Regions from separate parts of the Homo sapiens genome. Here regions 1 and 2 are each linked to region 3. A link is an interaction called in ENCODE POLR2A ChIA-PET data of the cell type or tissue named here. Cell type or tissue: OCI-LY7. All regions are shown on one strand. Each heading gives the region's core, and the rest is flanking DNA. Links, peaks and the distances in the headings are about the cores only.

Region 1 (3,046 bases), core at 211-2,710, 65 kb before region 3:
AAATACAAAAATTAGCCAGGCGTGGTATCGTGTGCTTGCAGTCCCAGCTACTCAGAAGGCTGAGGCAGGAGAATCACTTGAACCCGGGAGGTGGAGGTTGCAGTGAGCCGAGATCGCGCCACTGCACTCCAGCCTGGTGACAGATAGAGACTCCATCTCAAAAAAAAAAAAAAATATATATATATATATATATATATATTCATTTTACTATTAAACATTTGAGTGTTTTCTCTGTTCTAAATATTTCTATAGGCATTTTAGTTATAGGGATCAATATAAATATAGCCTGTACTTCTTTTCTTAATTGAAAATAGTGCTAATGGTGGTCATAGGGGTACTGATTGAGACAGAGTTGAACTAGCACAACAAAGGTAGACAGATAAACTTAGAGAAAGGAGTAGGGGGCCCAGAAACAAGAACATGTATTTTATCTGGCAACCCTAAATAGAAGAGACTGGCTCTAAATTGATAAGCTGTGAATCTGCTGATGGTACCTAGGGGTCATTGTACTGTTCTCTCTACTTTTGTGTATGTTTGAAATTTTCCATCATAAAAAAATTAAAAGATACAACTTAAAAAATAGAGATACCTTTCACAAAAACAATGAAAATATGAGACCTTACAGTAATGTGAACCAGGAAATATAGGACCTTTATGGAAAGAGTTATAAATGTATTTAATGACAATGTTTGTACCATAAATGGAAAGAAATGCTATTGACAAAATTAGAAAAAATACGAATTCCCCAAATTGATCTCTAGATTTATTCATTTACCACTAAATTCAATGAATTTATTGCTCCTTTATTTTTTTAAAAAAGTGGCCGGGCGTGGTGGCTTATGCCTGTAATCCCAGCACTTTGGTAGGCTGAGGCAGGTGGATCAGGAGATCAGGAGATCGAGACCACAGTGAAACCCTGTCTCTACTAAAAATACAAAAAATTAGCCGGGCGTGGTGGCAGGCACCTGTAGCCCCAGTTACTTGGGAGGCTGAGGCAGGAGAATGGCATGAACCTGGGAGGAGGAGCTTGCAGTGAGCCAAGATCACGCCACTGCACTCCAGCCTGGGCGGCAAGAGCGCGACTCCATCTCAAAAAAAAAAAAAAGTGACCTCAATAGTACAAATCTTGTGAAATGTAGTTGACTCTTTATAATTTGATTCAAGTTAGCTCCATGTACCTGTAGCCATACCCTAAATTCTTTGAGACACGACTGTCTTCTAGACTTTGTTAGAGATACCTTGAGTTTATAAGGTTTCTACAAGACAGCCAAATTCTTAAATTCCTTTCCCAAATCTGTTTTGTCCCACTGAAAAAAGGTACTTGGGGCCATCTCCATCTATTCACAGACTTTAATGAAGAAGTTTTGCCCTCGAAGATGAGGCTGAATTTTAATTGGCATTTATGGATAGCATTTCTCAATTATATATTTTACAGTTATGCATTAGTAATTGTTGTATCTTTCAATCTTGTAAGTTCTTGAATTTGTGGATTTTCTCTTTTTCTTTTCAACTCCGCTTGCAGCTAATTCTTTTCTGAGTTCATCTTTTTCTCATTGTATTTTAAGTGTAGCTAATAGCATCCAGGGCTAGCAACATACTGTTTCCCAACCTCTTTGTATAAATCAACAAGTTCATTAATCGTATTATCTGCTTTCTCAGTTTTCTCAGGCAAATGCAGTGTTACCATTGCATTATATAGGTCATCATTGTTTCCAGCCTTCAGTAACAGTTACTTGCTACTCAGTCGCAATTGCAGGTGTCACATATGTTACATGTTTGTTATGGCAATAACGTACTCCTATTACCAGTTTCTGGACTAGCTTTTCCGAAGTAAGGCTGCTGTAACAACCCTCAAATTGTAGTGCCTTCCTACAGTAAAGATGTGTTTCTAGCTCCCATGTTAGCTACAAGTTGTCTGTGGTTTTGGGGCACTGTTAAATGTGTCTTACTCAGTGTTCCAGGCTGAAGAACAGCCCTATCTTTGTCTTAGGTCAGAGGGAAAATTGAAAATGCTGAAACACTCAGTGCTCTTAATTTTCTCCTAAGATATGATATAAATAACTTACAATTATATTTCATTGGCCAAAGGAAGTTAATACGGCCAGGCCCAATGTTTGTATGGTAGGGAGTATTTGCCTCTCAAAGACTGTACTATAAGTCACCAGGTTCAAGGACAGGGATGTATATTTATCTTATAGGGAGAGGATAGAATAGTGCAGAACAGTAATACCATCTACATATCGATTTCTAGGTATATTTTCTAAAGCAGTGTTTTTCAAACATTCAGCTGAGTTCTTAGCTGAAGATAAACATTTGGAAGTTGTCAGTATATAAGTGAGTGTGAATAAGATCACCGAGGGAGAGGGAAGAGAGGACCAGAAACCTCATGGGAGAAGCATCTGCAAAGAACACTAAGAACGACCTGTCAGAGAAGTAGGGAGGAGAATAGGAAAAGAGCATGTCCTGGACCCTAGTTATAGAATTATTTCTGCTCCAAAAAGTGTAACTTTTTTAAAAAAGAAAGCCTGAATGCAAGCATTTTTCATCTGTCTGGTTTGTACCATCACAAGACATAATTTCCAAATAGAATAAGAAGTTTAATATTAATACATACTCATTTACTATTACAGAGATTTGCCACAATATGGACAGAAGCAGTGGCAGTCCTATTTTGGAAGAACTTTTGATGTTTACACCAAACTCTGGAAGTTCCAGCAGCAGCATCGGTAAATGAATTTTATAGTTAAAGGAGAGTGAAGGCCTGTTTTGTATTAGTCACAGTTTTTATCTTCACTACTTCAGTGCTTTTTGTCTTGGTGCTTTTTCTTTTTTTTCACCAACAAAGCAAAGGTAAATCTTGGTGCTTTTAAAATAACATATTTCATCTTTATAACCCAAATGAAAACAAATTTATTTCTTTCCTATTTATTTAAGATCTTAAAATGTATGGCCAGGCATGGTGGCTCATGCCTGTAATCCCAGCACTTTGGGAGGCCAAGGTGGGAGGATTGCTTGAGCTCAGGAGTTTGAGACCAGCCTTGGCAGC
Region 2 (3,046 bases), core at 211-2,710, 150 kb before region 3:
AGATGGAGTCTCTCTCTGTCACCCAAGCTGGAGTGCAATGGTGCAATCTCGGCTCACTGCAACCTCCGCCTCCCAGGTTCAAGCGATTCTCCTGCCTCAGCCTCCTGAGTAGACAGGCATGTGCCACCATGCTCGGCTAATTGTTTTTTCTGATAGAGATGGGATTTCACGATGTTGGCCAGGCTGGTCTCGAACTCCTGACCTCAGGTTATCCGCCCACCTTGGTCTCCCAAAATGCTGGGATTACAGGCGTGAGGCACTGTGCCTGGCCCAACATATGTGTACTTTAAAGAAGAATTACAAATAAATGTCTTTGTTCTCACTGGTCAACTTAAAAAATAGTGTACTGTCAATACCTTGAAATTCCCTCATATTCCTCTTTTCTATGGCATTTGCCTCCTTCCCTCTCCTATTGGAAGAATAAATTATTTTTATTCATTTGCATTTTTTTCATAATTTTACAACATGAATATAACTATATTATTTAAGTGACTGGATATGACTATAACTGTAAATTGATTTTTTAGTTTCAGATTTGTTAAATTTTATATTCATGAAATGATACTGTATGTATTCTTTAGTTTGCTTTATTCATTCAACATTAGGAGTTTGAGATTCATTTGTGTTGATGCATATTGATATACTCCATTTAAACTGTTACATGGTATTCAGTTACATGACTATGTCACTGTTTATTCTATCTGTGGGCAGTTGGTTTGTGTCTAAATAACAAGCAGTGCAACTACAAACATTTAGAAAGTGTACTCTGGTGTACATGTGCTTCAAGAGTTTTTTTTTTTTTTTTTTTTTTTTGAGGAGAGTCTCGCTCTGTCACCCAGGCTGGAGTGCAATGGCGCGATCTGGGCTCACTGCAAGCTCCGCCTCCCGAGTTCATGTCATTCTCCTGCCTCAGCCTCCCGAGTAGCTGGGACTACAGGTGCCCACCACCACGCCCGGCTAATTTTTTGTATTTTTAGTAGAGACGGGGTTTCATCGTGTTAGCCAGGATGGTCTCAATCTCCTGACCTCGTGATCCGCCCACCTCGGCCTCCTGAAGTGCTGGGATTACAGGCATGAACCACCGCGCCCGGCTGCTTCAAGAGTTTCTTTAGGCCAGGTGCAGAAGCTCAGGCCTGTAATCCCAGCTCTTTGGGAAGCTGAGGTGGACAGATCACCTGAGGTCAGGAGTTCGAGACCAGCCTGGCCATCATGGCAAAACCCGGTCTCTACTAAACATATAAAAATTAGCTGGGCATGGTGTGCATGCCTGTAATCCCAGCTACTTGGGAGGCTGAGGAAGGAGAATTGCTTGAACCTGGGAGATGGAGGTTGCAGTGAGCTGAGATCATGCCACTGTGCTCCAGCCTGGGCAACAGAGCAAGACTCCCTCTCAAAAAAAAAAAAAAAAAAAAAAAGCCGGGTGTGGTGACACGCACCTGTAGCGCCAGCTACTTAGAGGCCAAGGTGAGAGGATCGTTTGAGCCAAGGAGTTCAAGGCTGGTGTGAGCTGTGATCATGCCACTGTGCTACAGCCTGGGCAACAGAGCAAGACCCTATCTCTGGGGGAATAAAAAAAAAGGTCCTTCAGGTTATATAGCTAAAGAAATTCTAGGTCATATAAAATGGGCATTTGTCAACTAAATATGGACAGTTGTTTTCTGAAATGGTTGTACCAGTTTATGCTCCCATCAGGTACTTCAGTGAGAATTCCAGTTTCTTTCCTTGCCAGCACTTGGTATTTTAAAAATTTAGCCATTATACTAGATGTATAATTTTTTTTTAAGGAAAAAACTTTATTTCATTCTTCAATAACTGTAATTACTAGTGGAGTGTATGTTGGGTATTGTACAACTTCTCAAACCTTAGAATCATTATACACCATCAGCTCTTTTCCTGTACCATACAATTTTCACATAGCATTTATTTTTTATGCCAGCGACTACTAACAACCAGCTTCACCAAGATGTGACATTATTGAAAGGAATGTTGAGTGACCTTATGTTAAAGTTGAATTAGCTAGAACTTGTAGTTTGCATAGTATCCGACAGATGTCACCGTATTTACCTTGAAAATTTAAAATATTTTGCAGCATCCTTGTGAATTTGATGTGATACCCCAAGGCACCTGAGCACACAGTTTGGGAACCATTGCCTTGGAATATTAATCATAGTTACCTCCAGAGAGTGAAATTTTGGATAATTAAAAAAATTTCTTTTTTCTTGAGATGGAGTTTTGGTCTTGTTGCCCAGGCTAGAGTGCAATGGCGTGATCTCGGCTCACCGCAGACTCCGCCTCCCGCTTTCAAGCTATTCTCCCGCCTCATCCTCCCAAGTAGCTGGGATTACAGGCATGCACCACCACGCCCGGCTAATTTTGTATTTTTAGTAGAGACGGGGTTTCTCCATGTTGGTCAGGCTGGTCTCGAATTCCCGACCTCAGGTGATCAGCCCGCCTTGGCCTCCCAAAGTGCTGGGATTACAGGTGTGAGCCACTGTGCCCAGCCAAAAAAAAAAAAAAAAATCTTTATACTTTCTGGATTTTCCACTTTTATAATGATCATATAACACAAGAGGTGTTATGATTATATATTTTATGCATTATGATTATATATATTGCATTTACTTTTTAAAATTTTTAACTGAAATTCATAATTTTTTCTACTTTCTTTAGTCTTTACCTAATATCCTTTTTCTGTTGCACCCAGGATACCACATTACAGTTAGTCATCGCATTTCCTCAGGGTCCTCTTGCCAGTTACAGTTTCTCAGACCTCTCTTATATTTGATGACTTTGAAAATTTTGAGGGGCATTGGTCAAATATTTTGTAGAATGTCTCAACTGGGATTTGTGTGATGTTTTTCTCATGATTAGATTGGATTTTTAGGGAGGAAAATCACAGGTAAAATGCATTTCTCATCACATTGTATCAAGGGTACATGCTGTTCTGCATGACTTATTTCTGTTGACTGTAAACTTGATTACCTGGCTAAGATAGGGCTTGTCAAATTTCTTCATTGTTAAGTTACTACTTTATTCACGCTTTTCA
Region 3 (3,046 bases), core at 349-2,848:
GGGAGACCTAGTGCTGTTTCTTCCACATATTCACGTGTGTGTGTGTGTGTGTATTTTTTTATTATTTTTTCATTTTAAGGGTTAGTATGGAATCAGCTGCTACAAGAATGCAAAAAACTTCCAATGACAAGAAAGGAGGAAAAAAAAGCCATTTTCATGAGCTGAGTGATGTAGCATAATAAACAAAATCATGGAGCTGAGGAGGTGCTTTGTAAACGTGAAGGGGCATAAAAAGGAAAGAGATACTTGTGTCAATAAAGAGAGCCTGGTCCTAGACGTAGTTCAGCCACAAAGTAGTTGTGCCTTTGTGGACAAGTTTCCCAAACTCCCTGAGCCTCTGCTTTCCCATCTGTTAAATGAGGGGATAGAATATGGTTGATTTCCAGCATTCAGTGGTCCTGTCAAGCAGCCTAACAGGCTAGCTCTAATTCCCATTGGGTAGATGAGGGGATGACAAAGAACAATTTGTGAGCTATATAGGAAACATTGTTATTGGTGTTGCCCTATCAGGATTTCAGTTGAATTCATGTTAAAATTACAGCCGTCCTTTATTGTACACTTATTGGGTTAAGCCTATTATACCATATTACCTCATTTTAATTTTTACTGACCTGCACTTTATACATGAAGCAACAAGGCTCCAGGACATTAAAACTCACACAAAGTTATGCTCATGTTATATTATTTTCTTACTTAAAGAAGGATTTATTAGTGACAAGTTTGTATTAATATGTAGCAAAGGCTTTTCCAATGGGTGAATAAAAACACATTCCATTATAGTAAAAAAAAAAAAAAAAAGTCAAGCTGGGAGAAGTGGCATATACCTATAGTCCCAGCTACTCAGGAGGCTGAGGCAGGAGGACTGCTTGAAGCCAGGAATTGGAGATCAGCCTGGGCAACATAGGAAGATCCTATCTCTTAGAAAAAAAAAACTCTTAATAATGAAACAGTATAAACAGAAGCTAAGTAAAATATTTTCTTTCTCCTGAAATAAAATTATTTTTTGAGTCTGATGGAAGTGTTTAAGTGCAGTAGGTCAGTGCCAGTGAGAAAAAAAATAAAATCATACAAAAAAAGAAATATTGAATAAATTAAGAAAAAGGTATATCATGAATACATAAAATATATGTAGACACTAGTCTATTTTATCATTTACTACTATAAGATATATACAAATCTATTATGAATGATTAAAATTTATGCACACACTTACAGACCATATATGGTACCATTCACAGTCCAGAGAAGTGTAAACAAAAGTAATGATGCAATATTAAATCATAACTGTCCTTGTGATAGTTTGCTGAGAATGATGGTTTCCAGCTTCATCCATGTCCCTACAAAGGACATGAACTCATCATTTTTTATGGAAGGACAAAAAACCAAACACCGCATGTTCTCACTCATAGGTGGGAATTGAACAATGAGAGCACATGGACACAGGAAGGGGAACATCACACACCGGGGCCTGTTGTGGGGTCGGGGGAGGGGGGAGGGATAGCATTAGGAGATATACCTAATGTAAATGACAAGTTAATGGGTGCAGCACACCAACATGGCACATGTATACATATGTAACAAACCTGCACGTGTGCACATGTACCCTAGAACTTAAAGTATAATTTTAAAAAATCATAACTGCATAAAATCACTGTAGTGCCTACTGTACTACTGTAATAATTTGGTAGCCACATCCTGTTGCTCTGGCAGTAAGCTCAAGTGTTGCAAGTACTGCTTAGAATGCCTGTCATTTCCGTGAGCAGTTTGTCTCTCCAGTAAATTGTGTATTGTAATAAAAAATGATCTCTAGTGGTTCTCACATATTTTTTATTGTGTTTAGTGCAGTACTGTAGTAAACCTTGCATAACACCATGGGATCCATATGAAGTGATGCTTCAAGTGCTCCCAAGAAGCAATGAAAAGTCATGACATTACAAGAAAAAGTTGAATTGCTTGATATGTACCATAGATCAAGGTTTGCCATTGTGGTTGCCTGCCATTTCAAGATAAATTAATCCAGTAAGGAGTGTTGTAAAAAAAGAAAAGAAAATTTGTGAAGCCATCACTGTAGCTACGTTAGCAGGCATGAAAACCTTACACTTTTTGTGAAATACCTTTTTATCTCATAATGAAAATGTAGCGTTTATGTAGGTGCAAGGTTGCTATAAGACATACTTACAGGCCGGGCACAGTAGCTCACGCCTGTAATCCCAGCACTTTGGGAGGCCACAGAGGGTGGATCACCTTAGGTCAAGATTTCAAGACCAGCCTGACCAATATGGTGAAACCCTCGTCTCTACTAAAAATATAAAAATTAGCTGGGCGTCGTGGCGTGAGCCTGTAGTCTCAGCTACTCGGGAGGCTGAGACAGGAGAACTGCTTGAAACCAGAAGGCGGAGGTTGCAGTGAGCTGAGATCACACCACTGGACTCCAGCCTGGGCGACAGAGCAAGACTCCATTCCCCCCCGACATACACACAAAAAAAAGACATATATTATGATTTGAGAAAAAGCAAACTCATTATATAACAAAGCAAAAGGAAAGTGAAGGATCTACAGCTAGAGAATTAAATTCTGGCAAGAAAGGGTTTGATAATTTTCGAAAGAGCTTTGGCTTTAAAAATGTTAAGATAACACGAGAAGCAGCTTCTGCCAACCAAGAGGCAGCAGACAAGTTCCCAGAAAGTACCTTTTCTGGAAAAAAAAAAAAAACCTGCCACAAAAGACATTTATTAGTAAGGAAGAGAAGTGAACACCAGGATTTAAACAGGAAGGGATAGACAACTCTGTTATTTTGTGCAAATGCACTTGGGTTTATGATCAGGAGAGTCTTTATCTATAAAGCTGCTAATGCACCTTGACAGAAAAGATAAACACCAGCTGCCAGTACAACAAGAAGGTCTGGACAACAGGAACTTTCTTCCAGATTAGTTTCGTTGATGCTGTGTCCTTGAAATCAGGAAGTACCTTGCCAGTAAGGGACTACCTTTTAAAGTTTTTTTGATATTTGGCAATGCCGTGGCTGTCCAGAACCCCATTAATTCTA

Evidence for each region. Peaks named below come from ENCODE experiments on the same cell type or tissue, not always from the same donor. Only the 100,000 strongest peaks of a DNase experiment are listed, where the experiment ranks them.
Region 1: POLR2A ChIA-PET joins it to region 3 with 6 read pairs; 4 of 35 experiments call an interaction of 5 or more read pairs at or near these places.
Region 2: POLR2A ChIA-PET joins it to region 3 with 5 read pairs; 6 of 35 experiments call an interaction of 5 or more read pairs at or near these places.

What each region holds. Positions count from the first base shown.
Region 1 is chr9:125,029,324-125,032,369 of GRCh38, reverse strand. It overlaps SCAI (suppressor of cancer cell invasion), which reads left to right. Exons shown (of 18, transcript NM_001144877.3): 4 at 2,631-2,726. Among named protein-coding and RNA genes, the nearest start is that of GOLGA1, 90 kb to the right of the region's middle. In OCI-LY7, for the core only: no CTCF peak of the experiment used is centred there; no DNase peak of the experiment used is centred there.
Region 2 is chr9:125,113,138-125,116,183 of GRCh38, reverse strand. The region is part of intron 2 of SCAI (suppressor of cancer cell invasion); the gene reads left to right. Among named protein-coding and RNA genes, the nearest start is that of SCAI, 29 kb to the left of the region's middle. In OCI-LY7, for the core only: no CTCF peak of the experiment used is centred there; no DNase peak of the experiment used is centred there.
Region 3 is chr9:124,964,669-124,967,714 of GRCh38, reverse strand. The region is part of intron 17 of SCAI (suppressor of cancer cell invasion); the gene reads left to right. Among named protein-coding and RNA genes, the nearest start is that of GOLGA1, 25 kb to the right of the region's middle. In OCI-LY7, for the core only: no CTCF peak of the experiment used is centred there; a DNase peak (open chromatin) is centred at 1,714; H3K27ac peaks cover 1,680 bases.